2 separate regions of the Homo sapiens genome follow, and region 2 is linked to region 1. The links are chromatin contacts, found by POLR2A ChIA-PET in ENCODE. All regions are on one chromosome and are shown on one strand. The core of a region is the stretch at or near the end of the contact, and the rest is flanking DNA. Distances in the headings are between cores, read along the strand shown.

Region 1 (2,698 bases), core at 103-2,602:
CACTTCCCAGATCACTTTCACTTTATGCTCTTCTAAAATTAAAACAAAGATCATCGACCACAAAACACAATTGTTCTTTTGTAGCTCATGCTAGAATACCCTCTTTGTTACATCTCCTTCATTTTTCTGATCCAAAATTTAGTAGCCTACTATATCTCACCCACTGTCCTTCTTTCCTCCAGCTATGGTAGAGAACTGCTCCTCCAACTTTATGTACATTTGAATCACCTGGGAGTTCCTGTGAACTTCGGGTTCTGATTTAATAAGGACACCCAAAGAGTCTGCATTTCCTGTAACTCTCAAAAGAAGCTGTGGAGTACTCTGAATAGCAAAGCACTGTAAGTGCTGTTTCTGTTAGTATCTAATCTATTAGTCCTAATCTCCCATTTATGCTTTGGCACTCATTCCCTCCTGCTTTCGGTATCTTAATATCTATCATTCCTTCACTCTTCCCTCAGGTTCCCTACATAGTTTATCTCTACCCCCTCTAAGCCGCTCAGTATCGCCCATTAAAGAACTAAACCAAAACTAGAAAACCCTCATTTAACCCTTCACTCCCCCTACATACAATCTGATGTGTCTCTCATCCACAGCTAAACTTGGAAGAAAAATTGCCTGCTTGAGGATGCCATTTTGTTATCTTCAGCTCAATCCTGTACCCACTTCAATGTTATTTGCAGGCCCATTACCCCAACACTGCATTCACGAAAGTCATCAGTGACTACACATTGAGAAAACAAGAATGACATTTTCAGTTCTCAACTAATTTGAATTTCTCAACAGTATTCAATATTGTTAATTACTCCCAATATTTTTCCACATGGTCCTCCATGACACAATACATAATAGTCCCCTTATTATCTATATTCCTGTCTATTGTAAAGACTTCCCCCGCACACCAAAAAAGGTCAAGGAAACTCCTAGCCTTCAAGTCTCAACTCAAATCTGGCCTTCTGAAGCCTTCCCAACTAGGAAAATATACAGTCCCATTGGTTGTCTACCAGTTGTCTACCAGTTAATTGTAATTCTTAGCCACAAGTTAGCTGACCCACCGTCTCTCAAACAGGTGAAGTTAAGCTCAATATTTGGCATATCTTGATATACTTTGTACAGTCTAGCTACAATAAGTTTGCCTATGCACGAAGATGGCTACCGGCGGGGGGGGGCGTCCTTACGTCCTACGTCATCACGTGCCGGGATGAGGGTGGGGCCCTCAAGGAAGACGGAATGGAATCCAGATGGGCGGGGGCAAGCAGGACGGGGCGGGGCTACGCGGGATCTGGGCGGGGCGGGGCCGGTGAGGGGTCGGGGGTGCTCCTGCTATTCAGCCGGTGCGCGCGGCGGCGGGAGGCAGTGGCTGGGGAGTCCCGTCGACGCTCTGTTCCGAGAGCGTGCCCCGGACCGCCAGCTCAGAACAGGGGCAGCCGTGTAGCCGAACGGAAGCTGGGAGCAGCCGGGACTGGTGGCCCGCGCCCGAGCTCCGCAGGCGGGAAGCACCCTGGATTTAGGAAGTCCCGGGAGCAGCGCGGCGGCACCTCCCTCACCCAAGGGGCCGCGGCGACGGTCACGGGGCGCGGCGCCACCGTGAGCGACCCAGGCCAGGATTCTAAATAGACGGCCCAGGCTCCTCCTCCGCCCGGGCCGCCTCACCTGCGGGCATTGCCGCGCCGCCTCCGCCGGTGTAGACGGCACCTGCGCCGCCTTGCTCGCGGGTCTCCGCCCCTCGCCCACCCTCACTGCGCCAGGCCCAGGCAGCTCACCTGTACTGGCGCGGGCTGCGGAAGCCTGCGTGAGCCGAGGCGTTGAGGCGCGGCGCCCACGCCACTGTCCCGAGAGGACGCAGGTGGAGCGGGCGCGGCTTCGCGGAACCCGGCGCCGGCCGCCGCAGTGGTCCCAGCCTACACCGGGTTCCGGGGACCCGGCCGCCAGTGCCCGGGGAGTAGCCGCCGCCGTCGGCTGGGCACCATGAACAGCAGCAGCGCCAACATCACCTACGCCAGTCGCAAGCGGCGGAAGCCGGTGCAGAAAACGTGAGTGTCCCGAGCGCGTCCTCATCGCGGGGGCTGGGCGCTCAGGCACGCGGGTGCGGGAGGCAGCCCCACCCCGCCCCCAAATCCCTGCGATCCTGGGATTAGGTCCATTCCCGGCACTGCCCGTGGAATCGAGGTTTGGAGGCCGGCTGGGAGACAGAGGACTTGGATTCTCCCGTTTTCAATGATTGCATTTTAAAAATTGTCCTCCCACCCATCCTCTTCCCCCGCACCAGTGCATACACACCCTCTCACATTTGCAACTTTGTTCTTTCTGATTTGGTCCTGATTTGTTGACAGCTCTGATCTGCCTTGGGCTAATGGATTAGTTAGTATAAACCTGTCTTGAAATCTCCTTCCACTTTTCATATCCGCATGGGTTAGGTTAGAGGACGGTCTTAATTCTCATTCTTCGTAGAGTTTGGTAAGGCGAGATGTTTTAAAGAGCTAAACACATGCTGACTTTTACGAAGGGGCTGAGTGCCTCTAAAGGTACTTTTTGGTCCCCACCAACTGGCTTTGTGTTGCGCTCATATTTACTTATTTGGCAGCAATTTTGTAGCGCTCATCGTGACCATATCGGTAAAGTGGATAGAAGTGGTAGCAGGTGGGAGTGGATGCAACGGACAGGATACGGTGGAGGATTTGTATTCTTCAGACATCTTTTT
Region 2 (2,698 bases), core at 54-2,553, about 23 Mb after region 1:
CCCCCTATTTTTCTATTCAGTTTCCCAATGCCCATCCCATGGTGTTGCCCACCCAGGCCTGCCCTCCTGGGAAATGCTCTGACTTTAAGATTACCTATTCCTTTGCCTCCTCCTTTATCCTTCAGCAAACCAACATCCTTTGTACTCGGTCAGTGAAGTCTGATCTTAGCTTAAATCAGGCCAGTCTGTGATACTGTGATGTCAAACTGATTAAAATAATTTACACTAAGGTATTAACGATGGATAGATACCAAGTGTTTAAGAACTAAACCAACTGATGATCTGAACAAATGAATTTTCAAAGGGGTTACTACATTTAGTCATTGAACAGACGGCTTAGCTTTTTCTTTTATTAGAGGCAGGGCCTCGCCCTGCTGATTGGCCAGGCTGGGGTGCTGTGGCACGGTCATGGCTCACTCCAGCCTCGAACTCTTGAGCTCCAGAGATCCTCCTGCCTCAGCCTCCGGAGTAGCTGGGACTACAGGCGTGTGCCACTGCACAGGGTTAGCTTGCGTTTCCAACCATTCTAAAAGCCAATAAGCCATTTACATTTTAATCTAATTATCCCGAGTGCTTAGTCTGTAACTGAAGGGCAATTCTAAGGCAAGAAATGAGATGTGAGGTCACTATATGGCTATGTTTGGCAACCCCAAAGGTTTAGATATGAAGGTGAAAGTGGGTGAAGTACTAAGAGGGCAGTCCTCATTCGCACAAGATGTTTTTATTTCAAGCCTCCTGAGAATTTGGAATTTTCAGTAGTTCCTTTTAACATTCCACTTATTTCCTGTATTGATTTAAAGCTTTAAAAATTTTTATTTTAAAGTAAATAGTGTTACCGAAGCTTGAGCTGTGATTCCCAAGTGTGTTTTTTAGGATAAGAAGGGGCCTCGCGGAAGTTGCGGTGAGCCGAGATCGCACCATTGCACTCCAGCCTGGGCAACGAGAGCGAAACTCAGTCTCAAAAAAAAAAAAAAAAAAAATGGGGCCTCGAACTTTGGCGTACGTGAGACAAGTTAAACCAACGCCATCTCCACCCTGTTTTGCGGGGTGTTTTCTCTCCTTTCGCAGCTGTTCCACTCCCAGGGCTTGACTGAAGGTACACGGGGGGTAACTGCCTACTCCAGAAGGCCACCAACAGCATTATTTCCCTCGCAGTCTCCAGAAACACTTGTTCTCACTGTGACCTTTCGCTCAACAGGCAGGCAGTGCGGCGTCTGCAGAGCCGGAACCGGCACTGCGCGCTGGACGCAAGCAACAAGCACGACAGGCGCGCCACCACGGGCAGAGTCTCAAGCAACAGCAGTGGGCGGCACACGAATCCTCTCCTTTCTTTAACCCTTCTTCACACGGAGTCCCACCCTCGCCGGAAGCCGAGCGGTTTCTACATCATGCCACTTCCGGTGCGGCCTGCCGGCCCCTGGCGGGAGCGAGCACGCCAGTGCGCGGTAACTTTGTTCCCGCCTCTCTTGCCCCGGCCACCTCTCATCTTCGGCTTTCTCTGAGCGTGAATTGCGGGCGCGCTCCCGGTCGTACGTCAGGGCTGAGGGGAAAAGCCGAAAGAGCGAGGCGAGAAGGAGGGGTTGTGGAGGTTAGGGCCCAACCAGCAAGTCCCGTTGCTCTCCCTCCTCCTGACGAGGAGCGGAGAGGGAAGGGGAGGAGCGAGCCGGGGCAGGCCGCGCACACCAGGAGCCTCCTCGTGGAGGGGGGGAGCGGAGGAAAGGGGTAGCTCCGCCACCTCTGCTGGCGGCGGCGGCGGCGGCGAAAGAAGAAGAAAGTCAGGGCCCGTACCTACCGCCACAGACTCAGAAACGCCCCTGCCCCCATCTCCCCGGAAATAGCCCCCCGCCCAGCCCCGCACAGTCGCTGCCCCAACCGAGAGCCGCAGCCCGGTCGCCCCCGCCTCGCCCCGCCCCGCTGCCCAGCCCCGCGGGCCGCAGAGTGCGCGAGGCCCTAGGCCGGGAGTTGTTGTCAGGCCCAGGCCACTTCCGAGGCGCCTGCGGTGTGTCGCCGCCACCACAGGAGGACGACGTCGACGCCGAGGAGGAGGCGGTGGAGGCGTGTTGTTGTCTCGCCCACTCCCCTCCCCTGAACTTGCACCCAACGTCAGGGCGCGATGGAGTGAAGCGGCGACGAAGGTGGTACTTCCGCGTTGCGCTGCCCGAGCCGAGAGCGCGGCCAAGGCCGCTCCCCCACCCCCGGGGGCACTTGGAGGACTCGGGACTCCCCCGCAGGTCAGCGCCCGGCGCATCTGGTGTTTTCGCTGCCGAGGATAGGACGACGAGCGCAATCGGGAGCTCCGCCGCCCGGATTCCTGCTTCCCTGGGGCCCGGAGGCTGCTGCGTACCCCACTGTGACCTGGAACCCAGGGACCCGAGTCCCGACCCGGATTATCGTGGCGCTTTTCCCGGCCGGCTCTGGTGCTCGGTGTCCCTCCGCCGCCGCTCCCGTTTCCGGCGGGGGAGATGGCCAGGATCTGACCCGGGAGGAGGCCGCACCCGCGCCGCGCTCTGCGGCTGGCTCTAGGCGATGCCGAGCAGCTCGGACACGGCGCTGGGGGGAGGCGGGGGCCTGAGCTGGGCGGAGAAGAAGTTGGAGGAACGCCGCAAGCGGAGGCGATTCCTGTCCCCTCAGCAGCCGCCGCTGCTGTTGCCGCTCCTGCAGCCGCAGCTCCTGCAACCGCCGCCGCCCCCGCCGCCTC

Evidence for each region. ChIA-PET counts read pairs that join two places held with the same protein, here RNA polymerase II (POLR2A).
Region 2: POLR2A ChIA-PET joins it to region 1 with 10 read pairs in activated B cell. The contact joins the promoter of CDK13-DT here to the promoter of AHR in region 1. POLR2A ChIA-PET finds 5 or more read pairs at or near these places in 2 of 52 experiments (CD8-positive, alpha-beta memory T cell and activated B cell).

Annotation. Positions count from the first base shown.
Region 1 is chr7:17,297,300-17,299,997 of GRCh38, forward strand. AHR (aryl hydrocarbon receptor) reads left to right here and starts at 1,353. Exons shown (of 11, transcript NM_001621.5): 1 at 1,353-2,030. The coding sequence starts at 1,966. LOC101927609 (a long non-coding RNA gene) reads right to left here and starts at 2,021. Exons shown (of 12, transcript XR_007060234.1): 1 at 1,761-2,021. RefSeq lists silencers at 1,628-1,777, 1,828-1,937, 1,978-2,027.
Region 2 is chr7:39,948,116-39,950,813 of GRCh38, forward strand. It overlaps CDK13-DT (CDK13 divergent transcript), which reads right to left and starts at 1,304. Exons shown (of 1, transcript NR_158201.1): 1 at 1-1,304. It overlaps CDK13 (cyclin dependent kinase 13), which reads left to right and starts at 2,141. Exons shown (of 14, transcript NM_003718.5): 1 at 2,141-2,698. The coding sequence starts at 2,527. RefSeq lists enhancers at 379-568, 590-1,509, 699-748, 1,009-1,138, 1,209-1,458 and 2 more and a silencer at 1,699-1,928.